Regions from separate parts of the Homo sapiens genome. Here region 1 is linked to region 2. A link is an interaction called in ENCODE POLR2A ChIA-PET data of the cell type or tissue named here. Cell type or tissue: K562. All regions are shown on one strand. Links, peaks and the distances in the headings refer to the core of each region. The heading gives the core; the rest is flanking DNA. Region 1 has its middle 30 kb from the start of LINC02753. Region 2 has its middle 88 kb from the start of FGF3.

Region 1 (14,628 bases), core at 4,474-6,973, 130 kb before region 2:
AGCTGGTGAGACCATGAGCTATTCCCAGCCCTCTGTAAGCCCTCAGAAGTGCTGAATCTACTATCTTCTGGTGGTTCTTTCCCTAGCCCTGGGTAGTTTCCTCTCATGCTTATGTAGATTAGTACTCAGCCAAAGACTTAAGGGCACCTCTCTGCAGATTTCTCTCTCTCTCTCTCTCTCTCAATCTCTCAATCTCTCTCTCTCTCTCTCTCTCTCTGTGTATATGTATGTGTGTGTGTGCGTGCATACGCACGCATGCATGAATGCAACATCCCCCTCTTGGGTATTCTGATTCACACACTTTAACTTTTTGGGCTCCTTGAACTCTAATCTTTTTGTCTTCAATACAGTGAGACTGCTTGGCTGCCTGAGTTCCTCTCCCTGTGCTGCAGCCTGAAAACTACCTCTAGGAAGGAAGATTGGACAATTTTCATGCCTTCAACTTGTTTGCTTCACTTTTCTCAGGAATCAGCCCTGAGCTGCCTCAGGGCTGCTGTCCCACATTTCAAAGCCACTGCTTCCTATATTTTGTCTGTTTGTTGCTTAAGGCTGGGGAAGGGACAGATTAAGTCTGACCCCTGTTACTACATTATGGTCAGAATTGCGAGCCTCTCATGCATCCTTCTGCTGTGTTCTTACGACCATCGAGCTCACCCCTGCTTTCTCATGCACACTGATGCTCAAGCCTCTCCTGTGCTTTTCCTACCTCAGCCCAGGTATCAGTCATTTCTCTGAGGTGCCCTAGTTCCTTTTTATGGAGAATGATAGTTAGAAGCCACAATCCAAGTAAATAGGCATGCTTATTGCTGATGGTATGTTGGTAAATTTTTAAAAATAGAAATTAAAGACATATGCGTTTAACCCACAGCAGGAAAATAACCAGGAACTTGAGGAGAGTTCCCCTGTTCTTTCCTCTTGAAAGAAAACATTGCAGGTTACAGAAAATTTCCTCCAACATCCTCTACTAATAGGGAAGGAAGTACAGCAGGATTACTGTTTTTTCAACATATTTTCACCGAGAACCTCCTTCCCACCAGGGTTTGTTCTAGATGCTGGGGATTACAGCAGCTATCAAAACAGACAAAAATGTCTGCCCCTGTGGTGCTTACACGAATACCTACTGCTATTATGTTGCTGCTGTTGTTGTTATTTGAGCTCACATCTTTTCATGAAAGTCAGTTTAGTTCTTTCTACATAGTTCTGCCAACTGGATGAAATGTGGCAATTTAAACCATCACTTAAATGTGTGTGTGAGTCTAGAGGTCAGTTTTCCCCCAGCCTAAATAGTTGTGCGTGTGTAAATTTAAATCTCCAATCTCAATATTCCATGTATAAATGTCCCCATGCAAAAAATCAATGACACAAACCCAGATGTGAAATATCGAATAAAAAGAGTAAATATTGGTATGAGGGGTAAACCCTTGCTTTGTGATCCAGGGGTCAAGGTTCACAGAAAACATTAATTTACTTGCCCTCTCCTGTTTGCAACTGCCAAATAGCACTCACAAGACCCATTTATTTTTTTGCAGATAAATTGAAATGTGATGTGGTTGCCAATGTTGCTTGTGATTTAGGGGAGCTGAGGTCGGCATCCCCTGCCCCTACTGTCACACATGGGGTGGGGTGGGTGTGCCCCAAAGCATCACAGCCTCATGGAGTCTCAGGGCTGGAGGGCAATGGAGAGTCCCCCTTCTTTAAACCTTAATCAGTGCCTGAACCCTGTCCATCAGGTCCCCACCAAGCTCCCAGAACCTCTCCACTGACAGGGCCCTCGAGCTATGATGCTTAGAAAGTTCTTTGTTCAACTTGACATTTGCTGATGGCTTCTTTAAGACTTACACCTTTTCTTCTAAGTTCTGTTTTCTGACAGCACATGGAATCTGTGCAGCTGTTCATTCATAGCCCTGGCCTTCAGATGGCTTCATAGTCTCCTTTCCAAGGCAGCTCCATCTGCTCTGATTGACCTGTCTTCACAGATCGTGCTGCAGCAGTCAGTGTCCTTCGACCGGGCTCTGAACTGCCTCATCCAATAGTCACATTTTATTTTATTCTATTTGAGACAGAGTCTCGCTCTGTCACCCAGGGTGGAGTGCAGTGGCACAATCTTGGCTCACAGCAAACTCCGCCTCCCAGGCTCAAGCGATTGTCATGTCTCGGCCTCCCAAGTGCTGGGATTGCAGGTGCGTGCCACCATGCCCGACTAATTTTTATGTGTTCAGTAGTGACGGGTTTCACTATGTTGGCCAGGCCACTCTCGAACTCCTTTATCTTTTGTAACTTTTTTGCAATATCTGGCCAATAATTTGTAACAAAATGTAATTTTAACATACCTTGCCCTAGAGGACTATTAGGATCTAAGTCAGCATACCTTCTCGTCTGTTCTCTCAACCTGTCTAAAAAGTGCATGGGCCCTTTGTCTTTCTCTTGCTGCACATCAAAACCTTAGTAAGACACAAAACCTTAGTAAGGTTTTGTGGTCTGGGTGCAGACTCTTTAATCCTTATGATTAGCTCACACAAATCTTCCATATTTTCCCAATGAGCTGCATTATTATTATCCCATTGTGGGTCTTGAGCAGGGAATTTGGTATCCGCTGCCAGATTATCTTGGCTGGCAGGGTGATCACGTTCTTAGGCTGCCATAGCAGCTCTGTGAATCATGTTTCACTCTTCCTTTGAGAAGAGAATACCCAGGATCGACATTAATTTGGTCCAGGAATATAGTTGGGGACCTAAAAACTGATCGATTTGCTCTGCTACTCCTTCTGGGTCATCTAGCAGAGGCTTGAGTTCTTTCTTTAGACCCTGAATTTCAGGAGCAGTTAAGGGGGGATTTATGAATCCAGTTGCACCCCCACCTTGTGGCACTTCCTTTAGAGGAAAGAGCTGAAAAGCTGGCTCTTTGGAAGTGGGAGGAAAGGGAAGATTCTGAATATCCTTTCTGCATTGTTCTATTGCTCTTTGGAGTCCTCATTTTGAAGAGAAATGACAGCGATCATGCTCTTCAGGGACTTCTGGACGCCCTCTTCCAGAATCAGAATAGTCACTTGAGGTGGAGGGGGAGGTGGGACTACTACCTGCGGAAGGGGAGGTAGGACTACCACCTGCAGAAGGGGAGGTAGGACTACCACCTGCGGAAGGGGAGGTAGGACTACCACCTGCGGAAGGGGAGGTGGGACTAGAAAAGGGGGAAGATGGTTTAAAGGGTCCTACTGGATACTTTCTGACTTTTTGCCTGCATCTATTTCTTGTTTTAAGTCCTTCAAGGGATAAAGAGAAACCTGCCCTTGCTGCCAGCATAGGGCATAATTGAGGATGCAGGAGTTTTGCTATTAACATACATTATTAAAAGTTGGCATACCTGGTCTTCATCTGAGCCATATTTCGGCCAGAAGATGGCAGGTTTCAAAATAAGCTCTTGGGTCCAAAGAAAGCAACAGTACTTAATCATTAGTTGCTTTTTCTTATGTTTGGTCCTTTTGTTCTCTTTCCAGTGTTTAAGCATGAGTCCTAAAGGACTATCAGGAAGGATTCGATCACTCTGATCTCCTTTGTTACCTGCCTTACTTCCTATTCCAGACTTACTAGAAGTATTCCCCATGTTGGATGAAAACCTTTCCCAGCAGACTCAATCCCCCAGATCCTCCAGACCAGGGATGTCTTGCCTGTCCTATCCTTAATGGCTTTTTTAAGGCTAAATTTCTTACCCCAGAAATATCTTGCCTGTATCCTTTTTCCCTGAGAGATAACCTTTCTCTCTTCCATTTTTTCTCCTGTATTGCTTTTTCCCTGGGAGATAACCCTTCCCCCTTCTATTTTCTCTCCCGAAGGTTATACACACTCCTCTCACACTCACTCTGTCTTAACTGAAACCATTCACTCATACACACATTCCCTTCGAGAACTGACCATCAAGGAAGTACTTTACTGCTCCTCTGAGGTTTTTCCTACCTTGGCTCATGCACGAGGTCTTCTGGTCCTGCGGTTTTGAAAGTCTCTCCTTCTCCCCTGCATTGCTGAGAATCCAAATGTGTTTCTTGCACCAGGTAAGTCCTGGCTCTCTCCCTGGGGGCCACTGCAATAGGGTGGCAGGGCACCTCCCCACAAGAGAGGACCAAGGACTGTCCCAGAGGGGAAACAGAGTCCCTGTATGGCCCACCAAATTGTTGGAAATGGGTGCTCGGTGTCGCAAAATCAACACTGAGACAAAGGATCTCTCAGCAAGGCTAGTTTACTTTCTGCAGAAAGGGTGCTGCTCACTAGCAGTCTTGCCGTGAGAGCACACCCGAACAAAGGAGATGGGGATGTTTATAATCTTTGTAACCTGATGCAATTGTCCTATGGCTGTGTCACATTTCCATTGGTCGGAATGGGACCTCACATTCTAAGCTTGACCCGATTGGCTAACAGCTTGAAACTTTTCTAAATAGGCAAAGGGGAAAGAGAACAAAGAAAAGAGGAAGCTAGTCATGAGAGGGTCAGGAGGGTTTCCAAATAAGGAATGGCATGCACTATGGTCTGGGTCTTGCTTAACCTTGTCCAAGAATGCCAGGTCAAGTCAGAGCAGCTGCATTGGAACATATATAGATATGCATAGAGCAAAGAAATGACAAGCTCTTTATGGTTTTAAGAAACTTTGAAGAAGAACTTCTCCATTCCTCACACAAACCTCCTGCCTCAGCCTCCCAAAGTGCTGGAATTACAGGCATGAGCCACTGCGACTGGCCACGACAGTCACGTTTTAATCCTCATGCTCACTCACCTTTTCTTTGCAGCAGGAGTAGCAGTTCACTGCTTTCTCCTTGGGTTGTAATTCAAGACCCTGCCATGGAATAAGATGAGTGACCATAGACAAGTTTCTTACCTGCCTCAGTTTCCCCAGCTGCAAATGGCAGTAATTGTGCTCATCCCAGGGGTTGATGTGAGAGTCAAATGACTATGTGGTAAACTACTTGCCCAGAGCCCAGCGCCTAGTGAGTACTCAACAAGCAGAAAAAACCGGGTTTCCTGGCAGCTGTTCCATGAGGTGCTTCGGGTATAGAGTTTCAAGTCTTCAAGCAACCTTTTCAGAAGTCAAAGCTGAGGCTCAGGGAGCGCCTCTCCCAGGGACCCCTCAGCTGTCATGCAGTAGAGGCAGGTTTGCATCCATGCTGGCTTGCCCTTGAAGGTTGTGTTTTCCCACTAGGCCACCTGGGTCCTTCCTTGGCGTCTGTGACCCACCTTCATGCTTGGGCCTCCCTCTGCCCCGCGATGGTCTCCTGCCTTTCCTTTCTCTGCTTGCTTTCTGCGTGTGGTGTCCTCAGAAGGTGAGCTTGGTCCTCCATAGCCCCATTTGTAATCATATCTTGCTCATTTGTTCCAACCACCCCTATACATTAACTATTCCCAAATCCCAATTCTTCTCTTTCTCCACAGTTCCCAACAGCTCCTGAGACCAATTCCAAACCCCCACCTGCCCTGCTCCACTGAGTATTGCCCAGGTCCCTGTCACACCTGTCCTTCCCTGCCTGCAAATCTCAATCAGGAGGAGCAAAACAGGCTGGGCCGCCTAAGCTGGATTTCTCAGGGTGGAGTTCCGAGAGGCACTTCCACCTGGGTGTACCTCTTGAAGGCAGGGACTTCTGTGTTAGGGAAGATGGATGGCACTAAAGGCCGACAGATGAGAGAGGAAGGAACCCTACAAGTCATTCATTTGTTCGTTGCACACATGTTTATTGAGTGACAGTCAGGCACAGCTGCTGCCTGAGATGTTGAGCACACAGACATGCCTGAGACATGGCCCCAGCCTCGGGAGAGAAAGGCAGGCATGTAAAAAACCACATACAGGCTAGGCACGGTGGCTCACGCCTGTAATCCCAACACTTTGGGAGGCTGAGGCGGGCAGATCACGAGGTCAGGAGATTGAGACCATCCTGGCTAACACGGTGAAACCCCATCTCTACTAAAAATACAAAAAATTAGCCGGGTGTGGTGGCGGGTGCCTATAGTCCCAGCTACTTGGGAGGCTGAGGCAGGAGAATGGCATGAACCCGGGAGGTGGAGCTTGCAGTGAGCCGAGATCGTGCTACTGCACTCCAGCCTGGGCGACAAAGCGAGACTCTGTCTTAAAAAAACAAAACAAAACAAAACAAAAACACAAACAAACCACACACAGTCAGACATCAGGGCCAGCATAGAAGAGAGAGGGTCCTCAGCCCTTTTTGTCTTTATTGTCAAGGAGGAAGAGTCACCGAGCAGGCCTTCCTTACCAGTGGGCTGAGCAGTACCCCAGAAAACTGAGCCTATGCCCTAACCTCAGAACCTGTGACCGTGAACTTATTTGAAATGAGGGTTTTATAGAGTAATTAGGAATTTCAAGATGAGATCACCCTGGATTATCCAAGTGACCCCCAAATCCAGGGACAACTGTAAAGGACACACAGAGGAGAGACACAGGTAGAAGAGGAAAAGGCCAGGTAAAGACAGCGGCAGAGATTGGGGTGATGTGCCTTAGCCAAGGGACACCTGGAGTCACCAGGGACTGTACGGGGCAAGGAAGGATTCTACTCCAGATCCTTCCAAGGGAGTGTGGCCTGATTGGCACCTTGATTTTGGACTTCTGGCCTCCTAATGGTGAGGGAATAAATTTCTGTTGCTGAAGGCCCCCAGTTGATGGTGGTTTGTTACAACAGTCTCAGGAGACTCCTACAGCTGGGTATATACCCAAAGGATGATAAATAATTCTGCTATAAAGACACGTGCACATGTATGTTTATTGCAGCACTACTTACAATAGCAAAGACTTGGAATCAACCTAAATGCCTATCAATGATAGATTGGATAAAGAAAATGTGGCACATATACACCATGGAATACTATGCAGCCATAAAAAAGAATGAGTCCATATGCTTTGCAGGGACATGGATGAAGCTGGAAACCATTATTCTCAGCAAACTAACACAGGAACAGAAAACCAAACACCGCATGTTCTTACTCATAAGTGGGAATTGAACAATGAGAACACATGGGCACTCACACACCAGGGCCTGTCAGGGGGTGGGGAGCAAGGGGAGGGAGAGCATTAGGACAAATACCTAATGCATGCAGGGCTTAAAACTTAGATGATGAGTTGATGGGTGCAGCAAACCACCAATGCACCTGTATACCTATGTAACAAACCTGCACGTTCTGCATATGTATCCCAGAACTTAAAGTATATATATATATATATAGCAACAGCTTACTGGGCTACCAGTTAAAATGGTTGAGAATTTGCAAGAATAGGACAAAGGTCAGGTAATATGTATAGAAAGAAGAAATAATCTACAAAGTAATGAATTATTATTTTGGTTTTGCTTAAAGAAAAAAAAAGCAGGGTCATAATAAGTGAAAAGTTCGCCAGCGCAGGGCTTGGCCCCTTCCTTTTCTCTCCACACGCTCAGCTGCTGAGTCTTCTCCCAACACACTCCTAGCTGGCCATCGGCAGCTGATGTCTGCATGGGTGGACACAATCCTCCTGGAGGGCTGGACCTGACACTAGCCCTGGTCCCGCTGCCAGGCAGCTCCACGGGTCATAGCTCTCGGCTGGCTGGAAAGCAGCACCTTGTTTCCCTGTGCACAGCCCCACTGGGGATTTCCAGGAAAGAAAAGGAGGCTTGGCCAAGAGGGGCTGTGGTACCACTGCACCCCTGGTCCTTGGAGTGTCTAACAGCACCGAGTCCCATGGGGTCCCCCAACATAGGAGCCCACTTGGCTGCAGAGAGGAAGGTGTGGCCCACTAGATCCTGTTGTTCTGCCCCTTCCTGGTCTGGGATGCGGCAAGAACAATAGTTTGTCAATACAGCAAATATTGACTAAGCAGAGTCCCTGCTGGGCTCTGTTCAGGCTTTCCTGCCTCTGGCTGCCCCTGTGTGTTCAAATGTTCTTTTTTGTCTTTGTCTTTTGCGTTAAGTGCAAAAGCCCCAATATTTTAAACTATCACTTGTGCAGAACCTTGCGCTTCTTTATGTGGGGGGTTTGGGAAGAGTGCCTTAGCTCTCTGCTCATCCTCACAGGGATTTTCTCCTTCTGATGCCCTTTGCCTATATCCTCTGTATATGCAGTGCCTGCAGCCAGCCCCTCTCCTGCAGTAGAGACCATCCAAGCTTGCGGCTACAACAGCAAAATAAATGCCAGGGCAGGTGGACAGAAATCAATGCATAATTGCTCCTCTTCTCTTCTAGATGAATAATTTTTGTTGGTTTTTTACATACTTTGCTTTGATCATGAAAGAAGAAAGGTTGACTCCCTCTCCTGGCATGGTGGTATCTGAGCTGCCCTTGTGGTCTGTCCATATTTGTGTCTTCCACCCAACCGCCGGATGCCTCAAGGTGCCCAGGGCTGCTGCAGTCATCACGTCTAGAAAGCTTCCTGAGCCCCTCAGCTATGAGGGGTTTCTCTGTCCTGCAGACTCCTGAGACACTGTGCCTGCCCCTCCCGACAGCATGTGGCACTTTCTAGCTTGAATTTGTCATAAGTCAGGGGCCTGTTTGATTTTCTAGGCTAGGTATCGGCTGACTTTTTCTGTAAAGGGCCAGATGGTAAGATTTTTAGGCTTTATGGTTCATATGCAGAGGACCTGCTACGTAATGGGTGGGGCTCCATGCGCAATGAAATTACAGGGTTTGCGTAGTGGGTGGTTGGCAAAGCTTTGTTGAATGGATGGCTGCAAGAGCGCATGGATGGGGGATGCTTGCCCTCAAGGAACTCACAGATGTACGGAGCAGGGGTTGGCAAACTCCCATCCATAGGCCATTTGTATGAATTCTTACTTATTTCAAGATAGTGACAGCAGATGGTCAAGATAGTGACAGCAGATGTTCAAGATGGTGACACAGACCCCATACAACTATACAACTGTACAGGTCACATACCCACGAAGCGAACCTGTATTGGCCTCTTGGCAATGACTCCACTCTAATGCAAAAGCAGACAGACAATATGGAATGAATGAGCATGGCCATGTTTCAATAAAGTCTGATTTATACAAATGGCCTATGGATGGGAGTTTGCCATCCCCTGCTCTATACATCTGTGAGTTCCTTGAAGGCAGGCATCCCCCATCCATGTGCTCCTGCAGCCATCCATCCAACAAAGCTTTGCCGACCACCTACTATGCACCAGGCATGTGCTAACCATAAGGCCACAGGGAGAAGAGAAAGCTATTCTCTGTCCTCATAGACGCCTCAGGCTGGAGGGGACACAGAAGCATCATAGTGCAACACGATATCAGAGACCCAAGGCAGGAGCCTGGAGGGAACTGAGGTGGAATTCATCCTCACATTCCCACAGACCCTCATAGGCAGGAGTGGAACAGATACGCACTCAGTGGCGAAGTGAATCATGAATGAAAGCGGGTTTTGCTGATGTAGACTCTCGATCTTGGAGGGTTTGTTGGAACCACAGAGAAGAGCTGGGTCCAGTCCCACCTGCGCCTTCTATGGCTTTGGGAAAATGACTTCATTTCCCCAAGTCTCAGCTTCCTTGTCAGGAAAACGGGAGCAAGCAGGTCCCTTGGCAGGGTCTGATGAGAAGATCAAGTGAAACCGCCCCGTGAAGGCCCCAAACCCGGAGCCTGACCCCTGGATCTACATCACCGAGCTCTTGTCTTTCCCTGGCTCACACCCATCGAGCTGGAGACACAAGATCACAAGATGTCGTTAAAGGGACCTGTGCAAATTTGTACCACGTGAAAGAGCATCCATAAGGGAACCGGGCACGCCGTGTGCCTGGTCCTCACCCAGGGAGGCTTTCACTCATTCCTTCTGTGGTGGTTCAGTTTCTGTTCATTTATTCCTCCTTCCTCCCTTTCTCCCTTCTCTCTCTCCCTCCTTCTCTTTCTCCCTCCATCCACCCTTCTACTTTCCCTCTTTCCCTCCACTTCTTTCCCTCCTCCTCCTATGTGTTCTGTTTTTTCTTTTACAAAGAACCTGCATCATCTTCCCAATTTGAAGACAAAAAAGGCAGCTCTCCTTCACACCCAGATGAACAGATGAGGTTAAATCAGCGCAAGGACCCTGGAGCTGTTCTTCCTTCTTCCAGATGGGCAGAAGCCACAGTCCGGGGGCCTCGTCTCAGTAAACGGCACCACTGGCCACTCAGACACTGTTGTGGGCTCCTCCCTTGCCCACCCCTTCACAGTGGGTTCTGCGGATTCTACCCTTCAGAGACCCCCCCCCTCTCCCGCCTCCCTCTGCTCACTCTCCCATCTTTTTTGCTCCCTTCCCACTAATCTCCTCTCCCCACCCAGGGAGTCCTCTCCAGACAGAATCACACCAGCTTCTTCAGCTACTTGAAAAGGCTGCCCTGGGCCTTTGAGGTAGATTCCCAGCTTCTCCCAGGGGCACCTGCCTGCACCCGCCTCTCCCCGACGACCATCACTGGGGTCTCTTTTCTGGTCCTCAAACTTGCCAGGCCCTTCCCAGCCCTGGGCCTGCAGTCCGTCCACAATGAGACTGCTTCTCTCCTGACAGAGGAGATGATCAGACCTAATCTGGGGTCATGCTGCCCCAGCCTTCCCAGGACCCACTACCTCATCCTGCATTTCCGTCCTTCACAGCACAGACCACAGTTGGAAATGGTTCTAACAGCCCAGGTCCTTTCCTGCCTCCTCCTTCCTCCCTGGACTGCAAGCTTCATGGGCAGGGGCCACGTCTGTCCTCTCCCTGAGTGTCTGGCACCCTGCAGAGGGCCTATCACAGAGTAGCCACAGTGAATATGTCCAACGAAGCAGTGAGTAAATGATGGACCGTGAGGAGGGGGGGTTGGGTGCCAGTGAGGGGACCGGTGCCACACAGATTCCCTGGGCCCCGGGAGTTCAAGGTGCTTCTGCAGGCAGGAAGGACACTCCCTGATGCCAGAGGAGGCTTGCTGGCCAGTGTGGATGTACGTCGGAAGCATCCAAGGAAATTGATGCCTGAGAGTCGGCTGGCGGCCTGGCCAGTGCTCAGGTGTGCCCTGGTGCCCGGTCAACACCTGTAGTGACAGCGGCAGTGACAGCCACTGCGCCTCAGAGCACTGAAGGGGTCTTTGGAGACTATCCTGCTCATCTCTGTACCCTCATCCCCCTGGCTTGGGCACGAGGTCCCTCCCTCCCACCAGTCTCTTGGTCCCCACTCTGGCCCTCAACGGCTCACCTTGAATGTGTGCAATCTAGTAAGGTTGAACTCACAGAAGTAAAGAGTGGAACCAGGGCAACCAGAGGCAAGGGGATGGGAAAGAGGGAAGGAGAATTGCCAATCAAAGGATACAAAGTTTCAGATAGGCAGGAGGCACGGGGCCTTTCCACTTATAGCACACCAGAGGGACTGCAGTCAATAGTATGCTATTACCCATTTCCAAATAGCAGAGAATTTCAAATGTTTCAAATGTCTCACCCCAAACAATGAAAGGAGGATGAGGTGATAGATATGCTAATTAGCTTGATTTGATGATACCATGTTGTATACATATATGAAAACATCACATTGAGGCCTGGATCAGTGGCTCACACCTGTCATTCCAGCACTTGGGGAGACCAAGGTGGGAGGATCACTCAAGACCATGAATTCGACACCAGCCTGGGCAACATGGTGAAACTCCATCTCTACGAAAAACGCAAAAATTAGCTGGGTATGGTGGCACATGCCTGTAATCCCAGCTACTAAGGAAGCTGAGGCACGAGAATCACTTGAACCCAGGAGGCAGAGGTTGCAGTGAGCTGAGATTGTGCCACTGCACTCCAGCCTGGATGACAGAGTGAGGCTCTGTCTCAAGCCAGAAACAAAACAAAACGAAACCACCACATCACATTGAACCTCGTGAATGCATAAAACCACAGTTTGTCAATTAAAACGGGGGGTGTTTCTCTTCCTTCTGCCTCTGTGGGATCCTTCCAGCTGGTGGAGGGGTGGCCATCGACTGGATATTGGCCTCCAGAGATGTCCATGTTCCCATCCTCAGAACCTGTGACTGTGTGGCCTTACGTGGCAAAAGTGCTTTGTATTAATAGATATGATGACATTAAGGACTTTGAGATGGGGAGATTATTCGGGTGGGTCCTAATGTCACCACAAGAGCCCTTGTAACACAAGAGGCAGAGGAGAGCTGATGACAGAGAGGACATGGCAGAGAGCTGGGTAATGCAGCCACCAGCCCAGCGTCGCTGACACCAGCAGAATCTGGAAGCGGCAGGGACGGAGCCTGTGAAGGGACCAGTCCTGCGGATGACTTGGTTTTACCCCCTAAGATTCACTGTGGACTTCTGACCTCCAGGGCTGAAAAGAATGAATTTCTATTGTTTTCAGCCTCTAAGTGTGTGTTCATTTGTTACAGCAGCCCCAGGAAACCAACATAGCAGCTCCGAGCTACAGTCTGGGCTCAAGGAGTCCGGTTTATGGGCTGAGAAGGGAGAACCCGATACCTTTGCCCAGTCCTCATCCCCGGCAGCCACATCAGCAGCCCTGGCTGGCTCTCGGCTCCAGATGCCAATTTCCCACAGCCGGTGACTTCCAAAGCAATAAGCCTGGGCTGCAGCCCCCAAGGCGTCTTCGGTCATCTCAGGCCAAGTGTTTTTGGAGACTGAGCAACTTTCGCTTCCCTGAGAGGGCCAGGGCCTCCCACAAGCAGGACTTGGTTTTTGCTTTTGTTTCCCTCTGCCCTGAGCAAAGGTACCCTCCCCACCCCTCCTGGTGGCACCACCTAGGAGCCATTTGCCTCCCTCCAAAAAGCTGTGCCAGCCTGCCTTCCCCAGAGGGGAGTGCCCTCTTGACCCACTCCTCCAGTGGCCCTAATCTAATGAGTGGAGTTTTTATAAGAAGAGGGAAATTTGGACACAGGACACAGACACACAGAGGAGAGAGAAGGCCCAGTGAAGACCGAGGAAGAGGCTGGAGTGATGCAGCTCAAGCTGAGGAACGCCTGGAGCCCGGGAAGCTCGAAGAGGCAGGAAGGGCCCTGCCCCAGGGCCTCTAGAGGGAGTGTGGCCTGCTCACACTCTCATTCCAGACTTCTCACCTCCAGAACCGTGGGAGAACACATTTCTGCTGTCTTAAGCCACCAGTTTGTGGAAATTTGTTACAGTCGTTGCAGGAAGCGGGACACACACTGTCCCTCCAGAGCACCTGGGCGCCCTCAGAGGCCTGTGCCGTGGCCGTGACCTTCATGGCTTTGACCCTGATCAGGCTACAGTGACTGGTGGGTTGAAAGTTTGCTGGGAGAAAGGATTGAGGTCATCTGGGGGTGGAGACTCCTCCCTGCCAGCAGCCAGCACCAGTCAATTCAGCTGGCAGCAGCACTTGGCCCCAGGAAACACCCCCTACAAATGGCTCTTGAAGCAAATGAGCCGAGTGGGCTTTTGAGGGCTGTGAATGAGTCAGCTCTCCCCTGGGCAGGGCAACTGCACAGGCCCAGCTCATGGGGGAGGCCTCATCTTTGCGCAGAGCAGGCCTGTGTGCAGAGGGAAGAGGGTGCCCCTTTGCCTGCAAAGGAGGGAAAGCACCACAGGACAACCCCACCACCAGGCATGGAAGGCTCTGCTCGTGCCTCATTTGCTCACCCATCACCCCAGTGAAGCTTGTGCCATTCATGCATCGAGCACCCACAGGGGCTGCCAGGGACCCAGCAGAGCCCTGCCTTCAAGAAACTTAGGATCTGGGCTGGACGCAGTGGCTCATGCCTGTAATCTCAGCACTTTCGGAGGCCGAGGTGGGTGGATCACCTGAGGTCAGGAGTTCGAGAGCAGCCTGGCCAACATGGTGAAATCCCATCTCTACTAAAAATACAAAAATTAGCCAGGCGTGATGGTGGGCGCCTGTCTTCCCAGCTACTTGGAGGGCTGAGGCAGGAGAATCACTTGAACCCAGGAGGCAGAGGTTGCAGTGAGTTGAGGTCGTACCATTGCACTCTAGCCCGGGCAACAAAGCAAGATTTCATCTCAAAAAGCAAAACACCAGAAACTTAGGATCTGGCTTGACAGAGAGGCGGTCCCACCTCCACGATCTGTCAGAGCACGGAGCAGAGGACCCAAGTCTGCCCCTGCTATGCTCGCGCCCTTCAAGACCCAGACAGGGAGGAAGGAGGCCCTATTAGGAGAAGGAGGGGAAGCTTCAGCTCTGGGGTGTGGTGGGGGTTGGGGAGCCTGAAGACTCAGGAGCTGGATTTTGGGGATTCAGACATGATGGAGCTGAGGGAGTGTCTGTCCAGGAGAGACCATCAATTGAGTCATTTTAAAGTCTCAGTGCTGGCCTGTCAGGGATCAGGCAGTAGAACTGGGGGTGGGGGAGGGCAGAAGGAGCCAGTCAGGAGGGGAGTGAAGTCAGCATGTTGTCCCTGGGGTGGCAGAGTGTGGACTTCAGAATTGGACCTCTGGGCTTGACATCCGGACATGGACTGAGGTGCACAGGCACCTGCCCTTACCCTTAGCTCAGCATCAGAGAAAGGCGCCTGGTGGAGCGGGGAGGGGACTGAACCCAGCGGTCCCCCTTGAAATAAACATTAAATCCCCAGGCACTGCCTGCTAATTATCAACAGTTAGTAGGGCCTAAATGTGACAGACTCATCTTTAAAGACACTTCGGGTCACACCTGACAGATTTTAAAATGTATTCATCTCCCTTTGGCAACCAGAATTGGCG
Region 2 (14,628 bases), core at 7,646-10,145:
CGGAGACACTTCCCAGCCTGGCACAGCCCAGCCAGGACACCTCTCAAAGGTGAGGAGGAACAGGAAATTCCAAACCCGTCCCCACCCCGGAGTCAGCCTTTGAGTCCTTGCACCTTCAGCCGCAGCCTGACCTTCTGGGCCCTCAGTTTCTCCCCCTGTAAAGCAGAACCACAGCAAGCCCCCCACACAGGGGTGGAGAGGCTTAGGCGAGAGGGCCGTGGAGGTGCCGCGGAAACTGGAGGTGCTGCGCTGTCGGTGAAGGCCCTGGCCTCTTCTCCCAGGACTCTGCTAGAGAGAGCCGGCCCTCCTTAAGATGCCCAGCCCCCTCCCTGGCTGCAGCCTTCTGGGGCCTAGACAGGTAGAGGGAAGACAAGGCGCTGGCTCCAGCAGCTCCCAGTGCTGCCCAAGGGCTCCTGAGCTCGGCTGAGGGGCTCCACCTATTTTAGCCTGAGACCCTGTGTTCCCAGTGAGAGCCTTGGGGCTGCAGGGCTGGGCCCAGCCTGGACGCTGCTCCCTGCTTCTGGCCAGGGAGAGCCTGATGGTCACAGAGAGGTGGGTCTCAGAGTTTCTACAGGGTGGACCCCCGGAGTGTGGGTGCCTTATCATCTCCTGTCCCCACAACCCCCTCCCTGGCAACGTCATGCTCCAAAGGGCTTATTTCCCATCGGTGGATCTGGCTTCAGATCCAAGGAGGAGCCTGGGGGAGCCCAGGCCTGGGTCCCAGCCACACCTGCCCCATCATGTTGGCCCATGTTCCCACTTAGGTGGGAGATCATAAAAACTAGGGTCCCTGGGGGTCAGCCCCAAAGAGTCCCATTTGGCAGGGGTGGGGTGGGGCAGGACTGTGGGGCCGTAAGGAGGAGGGACTCAGGGAGGCTCCTGCCTTCTCTGCCTAGCCCAGTACCTGGGCACTCAGGGGCGGTGGGCCGTCACCATCTGCCCAGTGAACCGATGATGCTACTGGCTATCCCACGGCCCCTGGGGAGTCCCTGCCCCAGAGATGGGGCTCTTGGGGGTCCTCGAGTCCCAAGTGGGAGTCTCGGGCAGCAGTTGGCCCACAATTCAGGCACTGCAACAGGGCCCGGGATCTGGGTTCCAGCCTGGCTCCTGGCAAGTGCCCCCCAGGTGCAGAACCTCTGGGACATAACAGAGATGTAAATAGACAACTAACAAGATAGCTGAGATTGTTTCTTTATCCAGACATTGGGGATAGGAAAGCCTGAGGTTTACCTCCTGGCAGGAAGCAAGAGGTTGGGGTGGAGTCCCAGGGACCTGCTGGGTTTCTTAGAGGGGTCCCTTTCTAGCCCCGAGATGCAGGATCTGGGATCTCACCCCGAAAGGTGTGACTTGGGGCTTCTGTGAGGGCAGGAGCAGGGCCCAGCTGGCAGCAAGATGGCCGGTGGCCCACCCGCTCCCTGCAGTCCCTTGAGCCCACCAGCCGAAGGGGCCACCCAGCAGGGCCCTGGAAGTTGTTATCACTAAGGGAAGGGAGCAGTCACCTCCTCCCAGAGCCCAAATTCAAAGTTTGTGAACCCAGGAGCTGCATCTGAATCAGGTCCTACCACGTGGTGCCTGGGAGTGTGCGCCCCATTGCATGGGCAGCAGATGGCAGTGTGCACCCCGTCTTCTCCTCACAAGCCCTGCCCGGAGGCCAGAGTCCTCCCGGGGGCCACCGGGTTGGTGAGAGCCACAGCGGGTCCCCTAATGCTGCAGCAGCCTCCTCTGGGATTGCCCCGGCCTCGGTTTCCATCATGGGAGGCAGGGAGCTGCTCTCCAGCACAGCACCCTCCTCGGCACAGCACTGCCCTGCTCTAGAGTCCACACCGGCTCCCCCGTGTGCCTTGGTGCCATCCGAGTCCCTCAACGCATAACTCCATTTAGAGACCACATCCGGTTCTCCCTCTGCTGCGTGACCCACTCGTGCACCGGCCTGGGCCCACGGCAGGGCTGTGGCTCGGCCTCTTTCACCTGCCCTGGGCTCACAGCTCTGGACAAACAGGAGATGCTTGATGGAGACAACCAGGGTGGACTTTAGGGTCTTGGGTCTGTGGCCCTGGAATGCCAGCTGGTTTTGGCTCTGGGCCAGGCCTGGGGTCAAGTCAGGTGGACACCAGGGCAAGTGATCCACGCCCCACCTGGGCCCTTGTTCCAGCCAGGGGATGGCTCGGTATGTGCTGCCTCTGCCGCATGTCCACGGAGCGGCTCTCATTCATCGGACATGTACTGAGCGCCAACTGTGTGCCAGGCATCCCTGAGGGTGACCAAGTGCAGGTTCCGTCCTCAGGAGACACTGCCCTACATGGCGTCCTAGCCAGGCCAGCTGGGCCAAGGCCAGGGGACTCAGGGCCAGTGCTGGGGCTGGGACGATGTGGCTCCACATAGTAGGGGATGAGGGGGAAGGGCCAGAGTGGGCCACTGTTAGGTGGGCAGCAGATGGCAATGTGCACACTGTGGCCCCAGCAGGGCCACAGCAGGGAGAGCAGATGTGAAGGTCGCTCCCCCGGCTGGGGTCCGCTGGTCTAACTGCCCACTGGGAGGTCCCACCTGTGTGTCCTCTGGAACCTGAGTTCTGTGTCTTCCCAAAGCGGAACCAGCACCCTCCCTCCAAACCCACTTCACCTTCTGGGCCACCTTCACCCAAGGCCCCCATTCCTTATGGAATATCCTGTTTGTTGTCATCGCCACACGTTTTACTTAATTATCTTGTTAGTTGTCTGTTTACATCTCTATCGCATCCCAGCAGAAGACACTGCCGGCCCCCGCTTCACTGGAGCCAGAAAACTGTGCCTCTCTGCCTGGCCTCCCCCTGCAGGAATGCCAGGTGGGGCATGGGACTCTTGTCCTGGGTCCACCCCCCTCGGCCCCTGGCCTGGCCCAGAGCCAAAACCAGCTGGCATTTCAGGGCCACATCCCCCAACACCCCCACCCTGGGCACTCAACCTCCTAAATCTAAATGCTCGCTTCCCACCATCCCCGCGCCCAGCCCCAGGTCCGGGTGCCAGCACCTCCACTGGAGCTCACGCTGGCCTCCCCATTGGCCTCCCTGGGGCCGATGCATCCTCCCACTGTGGTCAAAGTGAGTCCTGCGAGGCGCGGTGCCTGCAGCTCCCGAGTGAAACCCACCCTTCCTGCTTGGGCCCAGCACTCTGCTCTGCCCTGCTCTCTGGGGCCGCTGCAGCCTCCGCCACCTCCTGTCCCCCCACTTGGGAGGAGAGAATCAGGGATCTCCAGGCTGCCAGCTCTGCTTCAGTCAGGTGTGACCTTCTCTCCCGTCGGCCTCCTCAGTGCTGTCCAGCCGGTGGCGATGTCCCGTCCTTCTGGACCTGCTCCCTCTGGCTCCCCTCCCAGGCACCGTCTGCGGAAGGGGCTGTTTTCAGATTTGGGGAAAACCCCTCATGGCCCCGTGTGCCCTCGCTGCAGACACCCAGTACTGCCGAGCTCAGATCCAGGCGGACCTGCCCGGAGCCTGCGGGCTGGCTCACGCAGCACACGCTGCTTCTGACCTCTCAGGGGAAGGGAAGGAGTGGCCCCTGGTGGCTTCTGCTGGCCAGGGGGAAGGACAGACCTGGGAGGGAGGTTCAGGATCCCAAGTGAATGTGCATGGCACGTCAGCATTCCTGGCCGAGTGGTCTTGAGGTGTCCTGGGGAGGGGACTCATAAGGCCCTGTCCTCATCATGTCTGCTGCCCAAACGTCATTTTTAGGAGGTGCCTCCCACCCAAATCTTCCGTCCGGGAGAAGGAATGAGTGGCCTCCCCAAGCTCATGTCCCTTGACACCACGCAAGCCAGGGCTGGCAGAAGGATTGCAGGTGAGGGACTGTCCCTTTCTCTGCCAAGGTTGGGGGAGCTGCTCTCCTGACTGCCTCAGTGACAATGATTCTACTTCCCTTACCAGGAGGGATCAGAGAGGTAAAGGACCCTGTCAGGAGGGAGACAGTGGCAGAGAGGTAAAGGACCCGGTCGGGAGAAAGTGGCCTCTCCTGGGACTGGTCAAGACTCCCAGGGGTGGGGAAGGACCCAACCCTATGGAAGGTGTCTTTGCTGGAGTCCTGCTAGGATGGGCCTGTGGTTAGACACTGACCCCCACCCTCCGTCCCACCACAAGCTCCACTGGGCCAGGGCTTCTCAGTGACCGTCAGCACCCACACTGAGGATGTCTTGTGGGCCCATGTCTGGTGGACACCCAGCCCTCACTGTGTCACCGTAAGAGTCCTGAGCTTCAGCCTCCTTGTCAGTAAACGAGGGCACAGCACCCGCTCCACAGAGCTGGAGGGGAAGACGTGGGCCCGTGGGACTTCCTGGCAACATTGAGGGGCCTGTCCCGGGCCTCAGGAGCACTTGGGGATCCCCAGGACCCCTCGGCTGGGACTGCTGCTGAGGTCTCACCCCCACCTACTTATGATAGTCACAGCCCACCTTAAAATAGAAATTAAAGCCAGAGAGGGTGTCCCCTGGAGAGGGGTCGAGGTCCCCAGGGCCATGCGCCCTCTGCTGGCCATCATGTCATTGTGGAGACTTTCAGGCCCTTTGGGTGGGGGCCTGTTGCAGGGACCCCGGGGTGTGGGGAGTGGGCAAGAGGAGGGCGGCAGCCCCTAACAGAAGGGCCATGGCCCCTGGGGACCGAGCAGAAGCTCTTAGTTCAGGGCAGGCTGGGCCACCATGCCTGGCCACACTGTGTGAGTGGGAGGGCGAGAGGCTCCTGTGGGAGGGACTGTGGGGAGCCACGGCCTCATCCTGGGGCCAGGGGATGTGGGCGGGCACTGACTCTCCCGAAACCTCGGTGGATCTCCCTACAGGCTTCCAGACAGCCCTGGTTGGCTCCAGGAGGAGCCCAGATGTGGGGATCGACTCCAGCTCCCAGGGCCCTGGCTGCTCCGGGAAGTGTTTCCTCAGTGTTCACAGCCATGGCTGGCCAGGTCTTCCTGCCAGTCCTGGGTCCCGGCCCTGTCTGGCTGGAGGGAGAGCAGAACAGGCCACCTGCTGTGCACATCTGTGCGCTCCGTGTCCCTTCCAGGAAGCTGTGCACGCTGGCTCAGAGAAGGGGCCCGTGGTGGGTGGGCGCCTGCTGCTGGCTGAGCCGGCTGAGCACACGTGTGATGGGAGGGTCTGGAGGAGGTCCAGCCAGTCACCCCACAGCCCGCCTTTGGATGGGAGGCTGGGGTCACCCAGCAGCCGCCTCTCTGTTCCCAGACAAAACCTCTTTTAATATTCACCAAGCTCCTCTCCCCCATCTAGGTGCACTGCTGGACAACTGCACCCGGTCCCACTCTGTCACTGACCAGCAGCGTGACGTGGGCAGTGTCTTCATCTCTCGTGCCTCAGTTTCCTCCTCTGTTAGATGGGGGTAGTGCTGCTACCTCCCTCCCTCCTGGAAGGGCGCTGACAAGGGAGCTGAGGTTCAGGAATCTCTCATGGTGACCCAGAGAGGAGCTGGCGTCCAACAGCACGTGTGTCCACTTTTTGTGACACTTACCTGTGCCACTGCAGGTCAGGGGCTTGGCCCCGTGCACAGTAAGTGCTTACAGTTAGCATCATTATTCAGGGTGGACTATGAGTGCTCTGGAGCACTAATTTTGGGCCAGCCCCCGGCGGGGGCGCAGCCATGATTCCTTCCTTGCAACTTCCCCACCGTCTCCGGGGCTAGCCCTATTTTTCAGATGAATAAGTGGCCACCTGGGGAGATGAAGAGACCTGCCCAGGGCTGAGGGATTCCAAAGTCCAGGTCACCCTCGCCTCACCCTGGCACCAGCCTTGGCCACATCAGAGCTGACCAGCATGGTGGCGCTTGCAAGGTGCTGGTTTTCTATAGACCTCGGTTTCCTGCACCTGTAAAACATATTCACCTCACCCAGAGCTGGGTTAAGACTTCACAGACTCAAATTGCTGGGTGCACACCCCCCGTATGAGTTTCCCGTGATGTGTAACGAATGACCACGTGCTTGGTGGCTTAGAACAGAAATCCATTCCCTTGTAGCCTGGGAGCCAGAAGTCTGAGATCACGGTGTCGGCAGGGCCACGCTCCATCCAAGGGTTCTAGGGGAGGGACATTCCTGCCTCTTCCAGCTCCTGGGGCTACAGACGTTTCTTGGCCGTGGCTGAGATGCTCCAGCCTCTGCCTTCTCCTGTGCCCTGTCTCTGTGTCTCTTCTCCTGTTCGCCTATAAGGACACACATCATTGCATTTAGGGCCACCCTAATCCAGACGAATCTCAGCTAGGGATCCTCACCTTCATTACATCTGCAAGATCCTGATTCCAAACAAAGCCAGCTTCTGAGGTTCCAGGGGTTAAGAGGTGGATGTATCTTTTGGGGGATGTAGTTGAACCCACTATACCTCCCATACAAAATTCATGATAAAAATATTGTTACATGATAATGTCAGTTCCGGCTACATTGGTGTTTGTGTGTTTTATGAATTTTTTAAAAAACAACATTTTTTAATACTTCTCATGTTTTGGTGTCCGCCTCTGGGCTTACTGAGCGGCCCTGCAGATCACAGAGTGGGGATGAAGGTGAAACAAGAAAAGGTCTGTATGAGACACACCCCAGTGCCCCACATACGGTATGTGCTCAGCAGTGTTTTAAAGGAAAACCACCTCCCAGGAGCTCCTTGTCAGGGACAGGAGCCCTGAGGGGCATGAATGCTGGGCCCAACCTAAAGTTGAAGCTCTGTGGCCGCTCCCTGCCTCAGTTTCCCCACCCTGAAAGTGTGGTAAGAGTACCTTCTTGGTAGAAAGGATTCTGAGTCTAGGACATGTGAAATGCATAGAATGGTGCCTGGTCCCCCATGCAGGCTCGACGCTGTGTCCCCTCTGGGTTGCAGCCCCAGCATGGACGTCCATCCGCCAACCTGCTCTGGCCTCCATGGAGGCCCAGTGTGCAGCCGCTGGGCCCCACCTCCTTCTTTGCTGCCTCTAGTCTCTGAGCTCCAACTGTGGCCCGAGTGGCTGCAGGGGCCTCCTGCCTGCTTCCTCTGCTTCTGGCCCGCCCCTTCAGTCTACTCTACCCAGCGGTGAATTCATCTCTCAAGCAAGATGCTAGGCACGGCGTGGTGGCTCACACCTGTAATCCCAGCAGTTTGGGAGGCCGAGGTGGGTGAATCATCTGAGCTCAGGAGTTTGAAACCAACCTGGGCAACATGGCAAAAACCCGTCTTTACAAAAAGTGCAAAAAAATTAGCTGGGCATGGTGGTGTGCACCTGTGGTCTCAGCCACTCAGGAGGCTGAGGTGGGAGGAAGGCTTAGCCTGGGAGGTGGAGGTTGCAGTGAGCTGGGATTCCTCCACTGCACTCCAACTTGGGTGACAGAATGTTGTCACCTGTGTGAAAAAAAAAAAAAGCAAGATGCCTAGCCCATAAACCCATCCTGTTTTTCTTGGGCTCAGAATCCCCCAGGCTCCATCCCACTGGCTTCACAGCCAAAGACATACCATGACCAGTTACCTGCCCCTTCCACCTCCTCTCTGGACCTGGTACTGATCCCTCACCTTCTGTCCCTCTGGCCTCCTTGCCATTCTCTGCACACACCAGCTCCTGTCCCAGGGCCTTAGCTCATGCCGTGATTGTGTCTGGACCCCAGAATCTCCACATCTCACTCTCCCATCTCTTTTGGGTCTTGACTCAGTTGTCGCCTGCCTTGGAGAGGCCTTTCCTAGCCACACGATTGAAAATTGAGTTTCCACCTCCACCCCAGACGTGCCTGTCTCCATTCCCTACTGAACCTTCCTGCTTTGTGTCATCACCATACATTTTACTTATGTGTTAGGTTGGTGCGAAAATAATTGCAGTTTCTGCCATTAAAAGTAATGGCTGTTAAAAGTTTTTGCCATTAAAATGAATGGCAAAACAGTTTTGTCATTAAAAGTAATATCTTGTTTGTTGTCTGTTTAGATCTCTATTGTGTCCCCAGCACACATGCCTGGCACATAGTAGATGCTCAGCAAATATTTGTTGAATGAATGAATCTAATGGTTGCAGCCTGTTTCAAGGACTCTCCCCGCTTGGAAGATGAGAAAGCTGTGACTCAGAGAGGTGCAGTGACCTGCCTGTGGTCACAGGGCAGTAAGTGACAGGACAGGACAGGAGCCAGGCTCTTGGCCTTCAGCTCTGCTCCTTCTGGGAGGTCCTGAGGCCACAAATCCAGAAACTGACCCAGGCTCCCATTATAATCTGATTCTCAAAAGCAGACAGAGCAAACAGACCCCCGGGGGCCCTAGGGAGGAGGTGGAGGTCTTGGCAGCTCACAGGGGCCTGGAGTTAGAAACCGCTCTCCAGACCCCAGGGCTTAACCAGGCACCTGCCGGTTGCCTCACCCTACAAACATCCTGGGGGGAGGGGGAGGGGGAGGGACCAGGCTCCTAAGACCTTCTATGAACTGTGACACATGGGTTGGCCCATGCTGGCTGGCCATGGGACCCTCGACGCTGCCCCCTCCCCTCCTGTGGTTCCCCATGGCCATCCTGCCAGGCGAGGTGGCTGCAAACTTTCTGCTCATGTTACAGGTGAGGAAACTGAGGCTCAGAGGACAGTGGAGGCACAGTGTGAAGATCTGATTCCAGCCTCCCAGCTTCCAGTGCAGGACTTGGCCCACCCTCTCAGGCAGGACCTTAGAGACTGGGCTGGTGAGATCAAAGTGTGTCCGGTGTGGGGCAGATCAAATGGGCAAACAAAAGAAGGTGTGGGGGCCACCTGGGGTTTCCCTCCTGAAGGCTCCTCTTCTGATCACTTCTGGCAAAAGCCCCTTGAGACCACCACAGCCTCCACTCAGGCACCCACCCATGCAAGATACCCACAGCAGCTGCAGAGCCAGGGCTGGCATGGGACCAGCGCTTTAGGAGGAAGGAACCCTGTGCCCCCATGGCCAGGCACCTTCAGAGATCGCTCAGTGCTTCCCTAGAAGGAGCAAACTGCACTCATAAAAGCATAAACCAGTGACTGGCAATGAGAAGCTGTGGGAGATAAGGCGGCCCTGCAGGCCCAGATAAGCCCGCCGTAGCAGCCAGCCCCATTTCTACACGCGTGCTCCAGAACCAGGCCTGGGGTGGAGCAGAGGCCAGCTAGGCTTGCAAAAGATAAGAGGACAGACCCGAGGGCTTTCTGTGCCCACCACTCCCCTAGGGAACAGGGTTGTGGGACGCACAGCAGAAGGTGGTGGGATGGGGGCTGGATGGGGGAGGAGGACCCTTGAACACTGGTGACATTTGCAGTGCTTTCTCCAGGTGGAGGACTCAGCCCAGTGGGCTTTGTATGTATTTTTATTTGTTTTTTCTTGGTAGCCAGTGAAGAAATCACCTCAAACAGACTATGTGCATCTGGCTCACAGCTGAGTGAGTGGCTGGTCTCTGTTGTTCTGTGAGTCTGGTCTCTGCTGGCCTCACTCTGGGGCAGGCACCCTCTCCCCGTCACCCGGTAGGAAGCCTCTGGCTGCTCTAGGCCAGCATCTCCCACCTTTGAGTCCTGCAGAAGGAGAGCAAGTTGCCCCCACGTTTCTGCAAAAGCTCAGGGAGAGAGAGTTCCACACCTCAGGGTCAGGAATGCAGCCTGACCCAGGCCTGCCCAGAGGACACTGTGGGGATGGGGGAGGCCACACCATCCACTGGGACCTGGGGACACTGTGGAAATGGGGAGGCCACACCGTCCACCGGGATCTGGGGACACTGTGGAAATGGGGAGGCCACATCATCCACCAGGAACTGGGGACACTGTGGGGATGGGGGAGGCCACGCTGTCCACTGGGACCTGGGGACACTGTGGAAATGGGGAGGCCACACCATCCACCGGGACCTGGGGACACTGTGGAAATGGGGAGGCCACACCGTCCACCGGGACCTGGGGACACTGTGGAAATGGGGAGGCCACACTATCCACTGGGACTTGGGGACACTGGAAATGGGGAGGCCACACCATCCAGCAGGAAGTGGGGACACTGTGGGGATGGGGGAGGCCACACTGTCCACTGGGACCTGGGGACACTGTGGGAATTGGGGAGATCACACCGTCCACTGGAACCTGGGGACACTGTGTGGATGGGGGGGCCCATACTGCCCACCAGCACCTGGGGAGGGACAGTGGTCTCCATGAAAAATTGGGACGAGGTTGTGGGCAGCACCCTTGGATGCTGAGAGCAGACTCCAGCCAAAGCTACAAAGGTGAGAGATCCCCATGGAAGCCAGAGGCTGTGGGAGCAGCTTGGTGTGGGGAGCGGGGCTGATGTTGCTGCTCCACTGGGACCCCAAGCCCTGGGTTCTAGAGGGTTCTAGAGGGTGCTGGGTCAGTTCTTGCCAGGCAGCATGGGGCAAGGGTCGTGGCTCTGCCTGGTGTGGGTTATCACCCACCATGTCCCGTGTGCGCTTTGTGGTTTGACCATACATCCTGGGAGGAAGCTTCTCAAATCAATATGCCTAGGAAGATTGCCGGCTCCCAGCCCTAGAGATTCAGATGAGTGGGATGACGTGCGGTCCTGAGCTCACAGCCCCTGTGAGACTCTTTGCCTGGCTCTTGTCTTTATATTTTTTTTTCAAAGGTAGGGGGACAAGGCGAGAGGGAGTGAGGTGATTGGGGACGTGAAGTCCCCCAAAGGACAAGCCTGGCAATCACCACCAGTGACGAGTCCTAGGTCCTTTTTGTGTCCTGTGAGGTGGTTACTGTCCCCATTTTGCAGAGGAGGAAATTGAGGCTAGAGACTTGCCCCAGGCCCCTCATTAATACAGGGTGGAGCTGGGCTGCTCCCCAAGCTCCTCGGAATTCAGAGATCTGCTTCAGCATTAACTCTTTGTTATTTTGTTGTTGTTGTTGTTGTTGTTGTTTTGTTGTTGTTGTTGTTTTCTGAGACAGTGTCTCGCTCTGTCTCCCAGGCTGGAGTGCAGTGGTGCATCTCCACTCACTGCAAGCTCCGCCTCCTGGGTTCACGCCATTCTCCTGCCTCAGCCTCCCATGTAACTGGGACTACAGGCACCCATCACCATGCCCAGCTAATTTTTTTTGTATTTTTTAAGTAGAGACGGGGTTTCACGGTGTTAGCCAGGATGGTCTCGATCTCCTGGCCTCCTGATCCGCCCGCCTCAGCCTCCCAAAGTGCTGGGATTACAGGCGTGAGCCTCTGCGCCTGGCCGAGCATTAACTCTTGCACATTCTACTTCCTTGTCCATCAGAGGAAAAGAGAAAAAGAAGCCCCTTCCGGGGGCTGCCCACGGGTCACCTGGGCCTGACCTCCTGGGCTTCCCTGGAGGAGGCCTGAGGATATAGCATGTCTGGAGGCTGGGCTTTCTGGAGCAGCCGGACTGAGCCTGGAGCTGGCATGTGGCCTCCACATGTCCACATTCAAATTGTCATGGCCAACCGCCCTGGCAGTGAGCAGGGCCTCGAGGGGCCTCTGGGCTGCCAGTTCTGTTCCTAGGGTGAAGCCAGAGACCATGAAGGCCACCCCATCCAGACTCCCGTGCCCAGCCCTGGGGCTGGCGGCATTCCTCAGAGATGTGCTTAGTTGTCCTTAAGTAAAAGCAAACCATTCCTGTGTGGTTAGACGGAAGAAAATCACATGCTTCGGGAAGTGTGAAATTCTCCCTTCCTTGCACCTGAACCCCCGGACCACATTTCCAGAGACAAGGTCCTCCCTCCCTTCCTTTTTTCCTTCCTTCTTTCTGACAGACTCGCTCTGTTGCCCAGGCTGGAGTGCAGTGACATGATCTCAGCTCACTGCAACCTCTGCCTCCCAGGTTCAAGTGATTCTCGTGCCTCAGACTCCCGAGTAGCAGGGACGACAGGTGCACACCAGCATACACAGGTAATTTTTGGTATTTTTAGTAGAGACGGAGTTTCACTATGTTGGCCAGGCTGGTCTTCAACTCCTGGCCTCAAGTGATCTGCCCGCCTCAGCCTCTCAAGCTGTTGGGATTACAGGCGTGAGCCACCACAACTGGCCTGCTTTGTTCTTTTCTGAAGTAGTCAAAATTAAAAATATATTGTGAAAGACACCCCCTCCAACACACACCCTTTTCTGGCAGTGGAGGTAATCCAGGCATCTGTGACAGCTTCCAAGTCTGGGTTTCCTGGGGACGTGACCAACCGGTGACCTATTGACCACTGTCAAAATAGGGACACAAGCCATGGGGAAGTAGTTTCCCTTCACACCACTTCCTCAAGGGTCCATGTTCAGCGCTCTCACGGGTCCTCAAACACGCTCCAGGCACAGCCATCCCGGGGAGCACACAGCCAGGCCTGGCGCGCCCAGCTGTGCCCTCTCTCTGTCTTGCCTGACTTATCGAGAGATCTCTGGCTCTGCTCAGATAGATTTTGCTTGTTCTTTTTCATGGTTTCGTGAAAGTCTGTTCCATCAGTTGTCATAATTTGTCACATTCGTTGCTATTGTTTTTCTATCAACAACGTGGCAGCAGCACCCTTGAGCCTCTGCCTCTGCGCAGAGGTGGGAAGGTATTAGTGGGGTTAACTCCAAGACCATGAAGGCCAGCTCAGAGGGTGTGCTCATTTAAACACTGGTAGACACAGCTTCGTTGCCCTCTGAAAAGCTTGTCCCAGACGACTGTCCGGAGCAGCGATGGGGTGGGGGTGGGAGGAGTGTGACCTCAGGGTACACCAGGCCCATTGCCTCAAGAAGAACAAGCTGAAAACAATACACACGATGTGATGCTGTCTTATAAATGAAAAGAAAAGGCCGGGCGCGGTGGCTCATGCCTGGAATCCCAGCACTTTAGGAGGCTAAGCTGGGCGACCACCTGAGGTCAGGCATTCAAGACCAGCTTGGCCCTCATGGCAAAGCATGGCTGTCTCTACTAAAAATACAAAAAATTAGCCAGGTGTGGTGGCACATGCCTGTAATCCCAGCTACTTGGGAGGCTGAGGCAGGAGAATCGCTTGAACCCAGGAGACGGAGGTTGCAGTGAGCTGAGGTCATGCCACTGCACTCCAGCCTGGATGTTATGGCAAGACCTGGTCTCAAATAAAAAAAAAAAAAGAAAGAAAGAAAGCAAGAAAGAAAGAGAGAAAGAAAGAAACAAAGAAAGAGAAAGAAAGAAGGAAAGAAAGAAAAGAAAAGAAAAGAAAGAAAAGAAAGAAAGAAAGAAAGAAAGAAAGAAAGAAAGAGAAAGAAAGAAAGAAAGAAAGAAAGAACCTGACCCCCAAACAAGTCAGGTGCCAATAGCTATGTTTAAAGGAATGAAGCGCATTGCCTGGAATACACAGAGGGGATTTCCCTGGGAAGGGGGAGTGGATGAGAGTTGGGGGAAGGCGGAAGGAGCTTTAGCGTGATTAGTAATACCATTTTCTCTTCGTTTTTTTTTTCAGGGCAACATATTCTTATCTATTCATTCTATGGTTTCAAGATAATAAATACATATTTTAAAAGACTAAGGAAGTAAGTAAGCTATTAAAATATTAGCTTAAAAATGATTAATTCTGGGTGAGGAATATAGATGATTCCTACTTTTTGCCCCTCCCTCCCTCCCTCCCTTCCTTTTTTCCTTCCTTCTTTCTGACAGACTCTTGCTCTGTTGCCCAGGCTGGAGTGCAGTGACACGATCTCATCTCACTGCAACCTCTGCCTCTCAGGTTCAAGTGATTCTCGTGCCTCAGACTCCTGAGGAGCTGGGACGACAGGTGCACACCACCATACCCAGCTAATTTTTGGTATTTTTAGTACAGATGGAGTTTCACTGTGTTGGCCAGGCTGGTCTTCAACTCCTGGCCTCAAGTGATCTGCCTGCCTCAGCCTCTCAAATTGTTGGGATTACAGGCATGAGCCACCACAACTGGCCTGCTTTGTTCTTTTCTGAGGTAGTCAAAATTAAAAATATATTGTGAAAGACACCCCCTCCAACACACACCCTTTTCTGGCAGTGGAGGTAATCCAGGCATCTGTGACAGCTTCCAAGTCTGGGTTTCCTGGGGACGTGACCGGCAGGTGACCTATTGACCACTGTCAAAATAGGGACACCAGCCGTGGGGAAGCAGTTTCCTTGTAGTTTGGCCAAGAAATTTCTTGTTCCTATGACTCAGCAGCAGCTAGCAGGCACCCCAGTGGTGGCCGGGGCCATACACTGCTGGTCACTGACCCCGGCTGGCCAGCTGGGCACTCATTCTGCTTCCGCAGCCCTGGGGAGCTGGCCTGTAGTCTAATCCCAGCCCTCGGTGGTCACTCCAGCATTTGTGTTTGCCGTCTGGGTGCAGGATGGTAGGGGTGTGCTGGTGGCCGCAACTCAGGCAGGATAGCAAAGGTTGGTTGGGGTTAGACCAGGGCAAGGGGGCCTTTCAAACCTTCCCCTTCCTGGGGCTGGTCACATAGGTAATTTAAAAATTTCTACTAGCCACAATAAAAAAGTAAAAGGAAACAGGTGAACTTAATTTTAACCCTATATTTTGTTTAACCCAATAAACCCAATATATTAACATTTCAACATGAAATCGATATCTAAGTATTTGTGAGATATTGTCCATGTTTATTATTTTCTTTCTTTCCTTTTCTTTCTCTCTTTCTTTCTTCTTTCTTCCTTCTTTTCTTTTCTTCTTTCTCTTTCTTTCTTTCTCTCCCTCCCTCCCTTTCTCTTTCTTTCTTTCTTCCTTTCTCTTTCTTTCTTTTTCTTTCTTTCTCTCCCTCCCTCCCTTTCTCTTTCTTTCTT

Evidence for each region. Peaks named below come from ENCODE experiments on the same cell type or tissue, not always from the same donor. Only the 100,000 strongest peaks of a DNase experiment are listed, where the experiment ranks them.
Region 1: POLR2A ChIA-PET joins it to region 2 with 5 read pairs; 2 of 35 experiments call an interaction of 5 or more read pairs at or near these places.

Annotation. Positions count from the first base shown.
Region 1 is chr11:70,028,103-70,042,730 of GRCh38, reverse strand. It overlaps a transcript of ANO1 not described here. Among named protein-coding and RNA genes, the nearest start is that of LINC02753, 30 kb to the left of the region's middle. RefSeq lists an enhancer at 7,053-7,592. In K562, for the core only: no CTCF peak of the experiment used is centred there; no DNase peak of the experiment used is centred there; H3K27me3 peaks cover 1,983 bases.
Region 2 is chr11:69,900,115-69,914,742 of GRCh38, reverse strand. No RefSeq gene overlaps it. Among named protein-coding and RNA genes, the nearest start is that of FGF3, 88 kb to the right of the region's middle. RefSeq lists enhancers at 4,967-5,468, 8,668-9,169. In K562, for the core only: no CTCF peak of the experiment used is centred there; a DNase peak (open chromatin) is centred at 8,992; H3K27me3 peaks cover 76 bases.